2 separate regions of the Homo sapiens genome follow, and region 1 is linked to region 2. The links are chromatin contacts, found by Hi-C or POLR2A ChIA-PET in ENCODE. All regions are on one chromosome and are shown on one strand. The core of a region is the stretch at or near the end of the contact, and the rest is flanking DNA. Distances in the headings are between cores, read along the strand shown.

Evidence for each region. Hi-C counts contacts between places; a loop is a spot of excess contacts on that map. ChIA-PET counts read pairs that join two places held with the same protein, here RNA polymerase II (POLR2A). Pooled maps may share reads with other maps.
Region 1: a pooled map shows a loop between it and region 2 (5-fold over the local background). The contact joins two enhancer-like sites. A Hi-C loop is called at or near these places in 1 of 37 single-sample maps with no recorded cell type and 6 of 50 pooled maps. POLR2A ChIA-PET finds 5 or more read pairs at or near these places in 2 of 52 experiments (AG04450 and WTC11).

The regions. Positions count from the first base shown.
Region 1 is chr17:47,066,306-47,072,112 of GRCh38, forward strand. All of the region lies in intron 2 of LOC101927060 (a long non-coding RNA gene), which reads right to left. Among named protein-coding and RNA genes, the nearest start is that of RPRML, 90 kb to the left of the region's middle. RefSeq lists enhancers at 1,844-2,345, 2,346-2,845. Within about 2 kb of position 1,251, at least 38 of the 41 ENCODE cell types and tissues checked have a DNase peak (open chromatin) inside an H3K27ac peak, as active enhancers do.
Region 2 is chr17:46,937,487-46,943,025 of GRCh38, forward strand. It overlaps GOSR2 (golgi SNAP receptor complex member 2), which reads left to right. Exons shown (of 6, transcript NM_004287.5): 6 at 1,113-4,534. The coding sequence ends at 1,274. It also overlaps a transcript of LRRC37A2 not described here. Among named protein-coding and RNA genes, the nearest start is that of GOSR2, 17 kb to the left of the region's middle. RefSeq lists an enhancer at 5,370-5,539. Within about 2 kb of position 3,490, at least 2 of the 41 ENCODE cell types and tissues checked have a DNase peak (open chromatin) inside an H3K27ac peak, as active enhancers do.

The DNA of each region.
Region 1 (5,807 bases), core at 1-2,500, 130 kb after region 2:
CTTGGAAGATGGGAGGCTGGATGGCTCTTGGGAGCAGACCCGCAGGGTACTACTGCACTTCAGGAAATAGCAGAGAGAGTTTGGTACAGTTTACTATCCTAGGCTGTAGGATTTTGAAAAGGAGATACCATGTCGTCTATGTCTTGTTGATTAGAAGACTATTTGAGTGGAAAGTGGATAACCTGGACCTCTGGTTCACCGTGCGCACAAGTGTAACAGTTGTTTTTGTTTAAAGAGTGAACGGAATATTTCATTTATTTTAGCCAGGCATTTATATTTTGATGTCTTGTTGTTTGCCTTAGGTTTTTTACTTTTACTATAGAGACTTTGGTTTTGTTATTTGGTAAGAGAGGAGTGATAACTAAACAGGCATTAAAAGTAATAATTTGAGGTGAGTTAGATTTAGTTACATTAATAAGATGGGAAGTAGTTGAAGGAGAGAAAAGATAGATAAAGTTTTTTTAGTTTTAATTTGGTAGGGCTTGACCCTGGAGCAATGGCCTATGACTTTTATGGTGATGACATTTTCTCGACTTGGGTACGACGTGTTAATTTATTTTTTTGCTGTGCGAATGGCAGTCTTGGTGGTCAGCAGCTTAAGGTAGGTTTCTTCCTAGGCTGGCTTGCATTTTTCTTTTTTTTACATCTTTCGATAAGGACGTGGTTTTCAAGCTGGTGCTGGTGTACTGGAAATGTTAGGGGTGGTACCTGTGCTAAAAGGCTTTTAGTTTTGAGGGAAGGGAAAGTGGAAAATAAGTATATAATTTTTGAGAAACTGATTTTTTGTTTTAAATGTGGGGACATTAGCAGTAGAATGTAAGTAAGGCAAACTATAGGTATTTTTTGGTCTATAAGTCCTTAGTGCCTTCTTAAGTTTTTTTTTTTTTAACTTTTTCTTATGTTGCTTTTGAAGGAAACTTTGGGGTTTTTTCTTAGAACTTTGTACATCTTGGGGCTTGAGGCCCCATAGTGACACCTCCAACTCCTTCCCCGCTGAGCGCTGCCTAGGGGACGCGGCGGCCTGGCTCCCCTTAAGGTCTTGGCCTCCCTGTGGCCTTTATTGCTCCCTTGCGTTGTGGCCTTAGGGATGAGTGGCCCTGTGACTTACCTGGCAGCCCTCGGACCTTGCTCCTGCCCAAGCCCCTGCCGTTGGGCCCCGGTGTTGGGTTCGGTTGTGCTGTCTAACGGCTGCCTGGCCCCCTCCCCCCTCCCCTGTACAGGAAGTGTCTGTTGGCGGCTAGGTCCCCCACCAGATGGCTCATGCTGTGGCCACTCTAGGAGCAGCTGGAGGTGGAAACTCGTTGGTATTAACCCTGTGCTGGAGGGCCCTTAATGGGTTTTTTGATGCAATTGGAACAAGATTTATTTATTTTTTATACGGGGCTTAGATAACATTTCTCTTTGGTTTAGCAATATTTATTTTCATTTGGAAAATTTTTAGCACCTATTTTTATTAGTTTTTAGAATAAAGAAAGTCAAACATCATTTTATGTTTGATAATGTTTCCTGTATGATTTTATAAGAGATAAGTTAAATTTTACCTTTATATTAGTGTACTATTAATGTTAAACTACATTTTAATAAAACCTTGTAGATATTATTTAATTTTAACGTTTGACTATAAGGTAAGATTTTTATAGATTCTTTTTAACCCTTTATAATTTTTGTTAAAGAGCAGGTTAGTGCTTTAAGAAAAACCTATTGTGCTTTTATTTTTATGTTCAGTTCATAGAAAAACTGGATGATACCCCTTTAACTTTAGCCGATATGTTTATACACAGAATTTTTTTTATAATTAACATTTTAAAACTTGCTTAAACTTTTAAAACAAATTTTTTTGACCTTTTAATGTAGGTAAGAATTCAAATTTTTATGCCTCTTTATAATCCTTTTATTAAAAGTGTATTTTATTTTCCTTATACACCTTGCACATAAACTTAATAGTTTTACATTTAGGAGGCCAAATTAGTTTTAAATTATATAATATGTTTTGCATAAATTCTTTTTATAGCATTTTTTATGACTTTTACAGATAATTTTTGACATGCCTTAACATTTTGCCTTCCTTTTATACTATTTATTTTTTTAGTATTATCCTTTTTTCAAAATTTCTGTTTTTTCCAATCTTTCTTATTTTTTCCATTTCTCTATTTGCGTTCTTTTTTTTTTTTCTTTCTGTCATTTCCTGGTTTCTTCCTCATTCCCGAGTTCTCCTGCTCCTGCAGCTGGCAGGCCGGGCAACGGCATGGGTACTGCCCCTGCGCACGCACTGCCGTCCATCTCTTTTGTTTTTTTCTGATTTTCCTTTTTAGTTTTTCCCTTCTCTCCTCACACTTACTTTTTTGGGCTGGGTGGGATTTGCGCAGCCGTAGTCCAGCCCCAGGAAGTTGGTGCCCTGTTGAGCTCACCGCTTTCTTCTGGATAACTCCGATCTCAGCCTTATTCCAAGTCTTAACAGTGTCTTCTCATCCTTAGTCTCCTAGCCACTGTATACCTTCTTTTCCGTCTCCTGCCGTCCTGAGGACACCCCATCCCTAAGTCTTTGCTAAACTGTCCTGAACTCTTACTGCCTCCTTTCCTACCACCCTCACCCAATCTTGTTAAAAAATGACATCTCCGTGTCCTTTCACCCCCGCTGACACCACCGCATGTCTTTACCCCAACTCTGCGTCCATTGCTTCCCTCGACCCCACTCCCATTCAACCTGAGAACTTAGTGCAGAGTCTCCTTCCACCAGCTGCCCCTCAACAGCCAAATGTAGGTGCTCACTCAGACCCACAGTTAGAGACTGAGCAGCATGATTGGTGGGTGCAGGGGCTCAGGTGGTAAATAAGGGTGGAGGAGCAGTGGGCTCTCCCCAACTCTTGGGTCAGCCGGGGTTTTTCCTGGCATCTGGTCTCCTGCACCTGTCCTCAGGGATTGTGTTTCTGGCATTCATATTAAATGACTTGTGCTGGCTGCTGGAATGGTAGGTATCATTCAAATATCTGGAAGGTGAGAGATGGCCACTCACTCAGCTCACTTAGCACAGAATGATGGAAGCTGCCCCTTCCTTCTGGTTGGTGTTCTTGCCCTGGAGAGCCTCTGGGAAGTTCTGTGTGGTGTTGGCTGTGGTCACAGAATATTGTTCATGTTTCTTTTCCTGGCATTTGTAAGGGCCTCTCCCTGCCAGAGCTGATGGCAGATCAATCCTGATGCCAAATTCAGGGGATGTGATGGGTGCCAGAGGCAATGTTACCTGTTGTGAAGAGTATAGGTGAGTAGGTCCTGGGGAGGCTGAGGCCTAGGTGGGTACAGAGGCTCTTGAATGGCTTTCTTTTCTTATAAGTGCTGGATCATTGACTTTTGGCCATCTGGGTTCCATGAACACAGGGAACCATGTTATCTCAGAGTAGCTGAGGCAGAAGGACATTCCAGAGGCACCCAAGTCCCATGCTAGCATTTAGTTTCCTGGGGGCTTTTTGGTACACATGTTCTCTGAATCCTGAGGACCTGGCATCAGATGGGTGGGCCATTTGACCACAGTTTTAAAGGGCCCCAAAGAACCTTGTCTCTGCTTGCCATTTATAGTCTTATTCCGTTGAAAAAATGAATGCTGTTTACCTTCAATGTCCTCCCATTAGTATATTTAAGTTGGTTTCAGCCTTATTGGCAGCTTGACTTAATGGAAGGAGCTCCACAGTCATCTTAACACTTCAGAGTTATATACCCCAACTTCCCACAGTGTGTGAAATGGAGATACCTGCCCCGTGCCTCATTTTTATTTTATTAATCAATTCATTCAACAGCTTATTTTTTGAGCACCAGTGTGTGCCAAACACTGGTGAATGGGTCAGGCAATGGTCCTGTTTTCATTCAGAGTTTGGTCCTTGTTAGAATCCTCTGGGATATGGGACAAGAATATAGAGAAGATTCTGCCCTCATCCACTAGCCCTGAGTCTGGGAATCACAAGCTAGAAGTTTCTCACCCTTCATCTGGTATTTAATTACTTCAAAGCTCCAACCCCCACCACCCCACCCATCACAGAAATCCAACTTTCCTCAGGTGGACAGAGGTGCGGTTTCCTCAGTCAGCACTCACATGCCTGAAAGATCAGCTGCCTTTCTGAATCAGAGGGTAACTTTGTCATTCTTTTCCAATTGAAAAAACGTGACTCATCAATTGGTACAGCAGTTGGATGGCTTAAAGCCAGGCTGTGGCTCTGAACAGCCAGGTACACAATTCAGGCAGTGGAGAGAAGGCCGTAGGGAGTGGCTGAGAAGTCCCTCAAGAGAAGAGGTTGCTGTTCACTGATGGTAGAGTGTTTTGAGAGTGGTGAAACCAGGTTATCCCTTTCTTCTTTTAACGTAAGTCTCATCCAAGTCACTCTCTTTTTTTGCTTCCTTGATCTCTGGAGGAAGTGAAATTGGACATATAGAGAAGGCCAGGCAGTATAATGCAGGAAACCAACTGGAACTGTTCCTTCCTAACTATGTTGGAACATTTAAGAAAGTATAGCTCTGAGACTTCAGGAGCATTGGTAGGACCTGGTCTCAGCTGGTTGGGGCTATAAATCTGATTGGCAGAACTGTTTCATGTTGGTTTCTGACCTTCTGTGATGAAATGGAGCTTCCGAGTACCTCTGAGGAGGAAGTAATAGTTTGCCTGAAATTCTTTGAGCCAAAGACCTGAGGCCATTTGGTCCAGGGGAAGATGCGGGAGTTGGGATGAAGAAACCATATGTTTCTTTGACATATTTTGGAATGGCCCTGCAAAGCCATCTCTTGTGGGGGAAATTTATATCCTGCAGACTCCCTTCCCTTTCTAGGCCTTTTCCTGATCTAGGAGAGATTTAACTAAGAGTCTGACACTTTTTAGGGTCTGATAAGAGACCATCTGTCATCTCCCATGTGATGATAGACCAGTCAGGTTGGAGTTGGTATCTTAATTGCTGAGAGTCTGTTCTGTCAGTCTTAGGATTCTGTTTTAATGTTAATGCTGGTCAGTTGTGTCTAAGCTCCAAAAGGGAGAGGCTAGGATGAGGCATGGCCCACGCCCCACTTCCTGTCATGGCCTACGCCCCACTTCCTGTCATGGCCTGAACTCAGTTTTTAGGTTTTTTCAAAATCCCTTTGGCCAAGAGGGGGTTCATTCAGGCAGTTGGGAAGCTTAGAATTTTATTTTTGGTTTACAGCACTCACTCAGGAATTGGGTTTTTCTAGGGCTGGGGTTGGCTTCCTCCTGGGGGCTGGTGGTGGAGTCAGGCCACTTATTAGCCCTGGGACCTCAGGAACTTCCTTGACCTGGGTCAGCTGCCATTTCCTTATCTGTCAGGTGGAGACAATAAAACAGCACTCCTAGGGTCCTTAGGAGGAACATAAATTAGGCAATATATGTAAAGAGAACTGAGCCCATTTAACTTTTCTTGGTTTTGTTAACTTCTTTTTTTTTTTTTTTTTTTTTTTGAGACGGAGTCTCTCTGTCCCCCAGGCTGGAGTGTAGTGGCACGATCTTGGCTCACTGCAACCTCCACCTCCCAGTTTCAAGCGATTCTCCTGCCTCAGCCTCCTGAGTAGCTGGGACTACAGGGTGCGCCACCATGTCGGCTAATTTTTGTATTTTTAGTAGAGACGGGGTTTCACCATGTTGGTCAGGCTGGTCTTGAACTCCTGGTCTCGTGATCTGCCCACCTCAGCCTCCCAAAGTGCTCACAGGTGTGAGCCACTGCGCCCGGCCGGTTTTGTTAACTTCTTTATGCGGTGATTGTTTGAGAGCTGAGAGACAGCCATCACCTTTCCCGGCGTTCCCCTGATGCTCAGCCAGGCAT
Region 2 (5,539 bases), core at 2,240-4,739:
AATTCAGTGAATTTGGGCAATTGTATCAGCCTTTGTAACTCACACTCCCATCAAGGCCCGGACCATTTCACCTCTGAAAGATCCCTCGTACCCCTTCCCAGTCAGTTGACCCCTCTGCCCCAGGCAGCCACTGTTGTGATTTATTTCACCATAGATGAGGTTTTCTTGTTATTGAACTTCATATAAAGGTATTCATGCTACTCTTTTCTATGTGGCTTCTTCCTCCCAGTATGTTTCCAAGGTTCATTCATATTGTTACCTATTTAATTCCATGTTGGTAGTCAGGTACTTTTTATTGCAAAGCAGTATTCCATTGGTACAGGTTTACCATAGTTTGTTCATTCATCTTGTGATTAGTGACACCATTGTTTTCAGTATGTATTTATTTATGTATTTTTTGAGACAGGGCCTCCTTCTGCCACCCAGGCTGGAGTGCAGTGGTGTGATCTTGGCTTACTGCAGCCTCGAACTCCTGGGCTCAAGTGGTTCTGTCACCTTAGCCTCGCAAGTAGCTAGAACCACAGGTGCACACCACCACACCTGGCTAATTTTTTTTTGTAGAGAAGGGGTCTTCACTACGTGCCCAGGCTGATCTCGAAATCCTGGCCTCAAGTAATCCTCCCACCCACCCCTCCCAGAGTGCTGGGATTACAGGGATGAGTCCCTGCGCCTGGCCTGTTTGCAGTTTTTAGATATTCTCCTGTGTTTTTTTCTAGAAGCTTTAATTGTGGCTTTAGCTTTTATGTTTAATTCTATGAACCATCTCAAATTAATTTTTATGTATAATGTGAATTGAGGTTCAATTTTTACACACATATCTGTAAGAGAGATACATATATATAAAATACATACCTGTGATATTATATAGTCAGTCGTTCCAGCACCATTTGTGGAAAAGACTTTTCTTTCCACTTAGCGTTGCTCTGGTACCTTGATCAAAAATCAGTCGACGACATGAGAGTGGCTCTATTTCTGGCTGATATTGCTTTCTGTGTATTCTGGGCATGACCAAGAGAATGTCTGTTGGCAAAGCTCCATCTCCTGATGCCATTCACCCACTCTTGGTAAAGCGACTTGATGTTTGTTTTTTTTTCTGTTCTCTTCTGCCCCAGGGGACTCAGAAGAAGATCCTTGACATTGCCAACATGCTGGGCTTGTCCAACACAGTGATGCGGCTCATCGAGAAGCGGGCTTTCCAGGACAAGTACTTTATGATAGGTGGGATGCTGCTGACCTGTGTGGTCATGTTCCTCGTGGTGCAGTACCTGACATGAGCCAGCCACGCTCAGTGGCTGAACAGCATTCCCACAGCCTGCAAGTGTGTGTGTGTGTGAAAGAGAGAGGGGGGCCCAGAGGCCGCCTTTTGAAATGTTTGCCTGTCTGAACTGTGAAGACACTTGGGAGTGATTGTGGTCTAATTTCCAACCTGCTCTGTTTTCTGTGACATCTTGGAGGGGGAGCTAGTGCCACCACCATGCGCGGTGCTTAGGAAATGAAAGAAGTCCCGGGTCTGTCTCTCTCACTCTCGCTCTCACTGGGGGAGGGAAAGAATGGCTTTGGTGGCTTTGTTCACATAGCTGATGCGTGCCCTGGGAAGGTGTCCACAGTGAGCCCTGTGTGCAGGACTGTCCACACGGTTCACACCTTGTCACCATCAGGCCTTTCTGGCTCCTGATAGGGTGGAGCAAAAGTGGAAAGGAAAGGAAAGAGGCCTTTTCTCACAGCCATTATATTAAATAGTAGGTCGATTCACATCCTCGTGCTCCTGGCCACCCTCCCCTGTGCCTCAGTGACATGTAGATGACTGACTGCCAATACTTGTCACCATTCCCTGGAAGCAGCTACCTAGGGGAAACAAGATGTAGTGCTATTGCCGATAACAAGTAAGATTTTCCACACTACAGCTGGGTGTTTCTCTTTTCTAAAGTGAGGCCAGTGTTATTTCCCGGGAGTGTTCAGTCTTGACCCTAGTCACTGATTTTTTCTAGTTGTTAATAGAGTGGTTGGCTTTTAAGGTTCAGAGACTGTGGCTTGGCACCTGCGCCCAGGCTTTGTGGGCCTTTGCCCCTTAGAAAGTAGCTGTAGGCAAAGATTTGTGATTTTCCAATTACAGTCTCAGCTCTAGTTTTAGTATCTCTAATTCTTTGGTTCCCTTCTCTTCCCTGAAATATATTAGCACCTGCCAGCCAGGCCCTCATTTTGCCCAGCCAGTGTGGGCAGATCCCACCGTGGAGACATCTGTAGTGTGTATGTCCTTGTAACACTCTGTTTTCAGGGACTACAACCTTTTTCCTTCTGTGACCAGCCCCGGATTCAGGCTGTACTAATACCAGGTATATTGTGGAATTTAGTATAAAGGCCAATCTGTCCTGAAGTCCATCTAATGTGGTGAATCACTGAAAGTCTCAGAAAGACCTGGTTAGTGTATGTTCTCATTTACCACAGGCCTACCAGCCCTGGGCACAGCAGCTTCATGGCAAGACATAAAATGACACTCAAAATCCTTCAGATCTGGAAACCGGCTCAGTATTAACCCTACCTTTGGTTGTCCTGCCCTACCTGCTCTGTTAGTTTCTTGTTGCTTGAACTGTCTTCTGTCTTATTTCCCTTCCTTTCTGTGTTCCTCTTCACCTCTCTTGTTCCCCTCCCCGCTGCTCTGTAGTCATGTTGGTCCTTTCAGGCACCTCTGTGGCATAGCTCCCCTTTGGTAAGTTTTCTTAATTGTCATAGATTAACTGAGTTTCCTGGATGCTAATTTCACACTTTCGGTTGGAGGAGATCTCCATTGTTCCTACCCCTCCGGGCCAAATGGGCCCCAGGTTTCCAAGGAAGGAGCAATCTGTGACTCCTAAAATGGGTTGGGGCCCTGCCAGAGTTAAAGCAGTGACTGGAGGGTGGACTGGGGGGTTGCAGCATCTTTAGACCTAGATCTGTCTAACTCTGGGGAGGCACATTGACATTTCCATTACACACAGCACTGCTGCGGTGCCAGGGACCTAGCGCAGGACTTTTGGTAATCCATAAAATGGATTCTGAGACTGCGACGGCAAGGCTGTCCTGTCCCCCAGGCACCCAAGGATCCTGCCAGACAGCACACTTTGGAGGAAGGTCTGCAGGGAGCAGCTGAGCCATTTGTTCTTGAACTCTGGGAGGCAGAAGTCCCCGCACCCATCATGCGTGGACTGATAGGACATCTTTTCGTGGTGTGCACCAGTGCTTTCCACACTTGACAGTGGTTGGCTTTGATGAACCCTCATGCTGCACCTTCAGAGCCAGTCCTCTAGTTTGGAATAAAAATTGCAGAGGTGGTTTTTGGGTCTTTACCACCTGCGGCTGGTGGACAGCAGCCAGTGTGTCTGGACACCCAGGGGCATTGAGACTGCATGTTGTCACATGACCACTTCTCTTCACACATCTGCTTTCAGTGCCTGGTGAAAAATAGACCTTGGCCTAACAGTGTGACTCTCTCCACCGCCTCAGTGTAGGGAAGGGTCCAGGCCAGGGAAGGAGCACCCTCTAGTGGAGGCGGGGGTGAATTCTTAGGTCGAGCTGATGCAAGAAACTCCGGTAGCCAGCCTCTGTGACCTTGTACATGAGTTTGGTGTGCCTATTGTGATTTAAAACAGGTGGGTTATCAAGAGGAACTTGAGATCTCTTTATTACATGGACATTTACTTCAGGGGGACCACTGTAAGAAAAGCCAAACTCCAAGACCAAGTAAGTTAGAGGAGTCTTGATTTTTTAGACTTCACTGCGGAGTTCTGTACACCCTTTGCCCTGATGAATTTGAATGGGTTTGATTTGCAAATTTGGATTTACACCCATTGTTTTGGAAGCACATCAGCTGAATAAAGTTGAGGTTTATTTTATTTAGAAAATCACATTTTGTAAAAGAATTCGATATTCATTTTTATAACTAATGGCCCCCTTTTTTTATGTTTCTAGGCCAGAGATTCTCAAACACTGCTCCATGGCCAGGGGCTGGGCTGGCTGCTTCAGAAGCAGTGGGGAAGCTTTTTAAAATTACATATTCCTGGGGCCTACCCCAGATCTGAATTAGAACCTTTTTTAAATCTCTAAGGTGATTTTATTTTATTTTTTATTTTTGAGACAGTCTCGCTCTGTCACCCAGGCTGGAGTGCAGTGGCGCAATCTTGGCTCACTGCATCCTCTGCCTCCTGGGTTCAGGTGATCCTCATACCTCAGCCTCCTGAGTAGCTGGAACTACAAGTGTGTGCCACCATGTCTGGCTAATTTTTTTTTTTTTTTTGTATTTTTTAGTAGAGACAGGGTTTTACTATGTTGACCAGATTGGTCTTAAACTCCTGGCCTCAAGTGATCTGCCTGCTTCGGCCTCCCAAAGTTCTAGGGTTACAGGTGTTAGCCACTGTACCTGGCCTCTAAGGTGATTCTGATGTGTGTATTTTGGAACCACTGTCTCCTAGACAGAAAGCTTCTGTCTCAAAGATGATCACATTGGTGTAAAGAGCAAAACTTGTTAAGTCCAAAATAAATTCTTACTGTTTATATCCTACCTTAGTCCAAAAAAGATTTGAGGAGACTTTGAGGAAATAACTGAAACAGATACAAAGAAGTGAGGCACAAGAACAAATCAAGTCAGTGTAGAATGTCGACATCAGGACAAGGAACTCAAACGTTGTAACACCCTAAGAAATGTTTGGGGAACCCTAATTTGACTTTCAGCTCCAGTAGCCAAAGCAAAGAAAGAAACGTCATCTGTTACTGTCTCAACCGGGGGGTGACATTTTCTCAAGGGAAAGCCTAGGCCCTTCATAAACAGCTTGCCTGTAGGCCTCACGGAGGTCAGACAGGGATTTTCCTGGCTCCATCCCTGCCAATCTGAAACCCTCTCACTTATGTTCTCCATCATTTATCCTCATTATGCAGACAAGGGGCTGAGCTGTGGTGACTGTGAAGGCCTCACAGGAGTCCGAGAGGAGCTGGCCCCTCATCCAGCTTGGAACCATGGGCCCACTTAATCTCCCACACTTCTCGTGGGGTGCTCTGCTGGGGTCTGGGGGGATTGAGAGGTGTGCAGGGGACTGAGATGGTGCAGCCTGCTGGCATGGACTATAGAGCTATAAGGTGTTTGCTGCAGACCCTTCAGATAGTATAGGGCAAGTTCCCTGTTGGGAAATAATTTCCTAACTGGAAGGGGAGGGAATCTGAAGTGAAAGCTGTCCTCAGGCCTTGCCCCTAGGGGGCGGCATAGCCCTATCTGTGGCTAGTGGGCCCTGAACACACTGCCTTAGGCCTGCTGTACTTAGAAGCTGAGAAAGGAAAGTGTCATTCCTTCCCCATTTTCTGTGTCCTTTTCATTTCATATGGAAGGCACATGGGAGAGGAGTGTTCAGGGGTGCTGGGCCCCCAAGTGCTGTTGGTAAGTTCCCCACCATGGAGCCTCTGTGAGCCATCCCTCCCCGCCTCATCCCCATGTCCCTCTAGTACAGGGTTCCCAACCTTGGCTCTGCATTGGAATTCCCTCGGGAGCTTTAAAAACCCATGTGTGGGTCTTCCA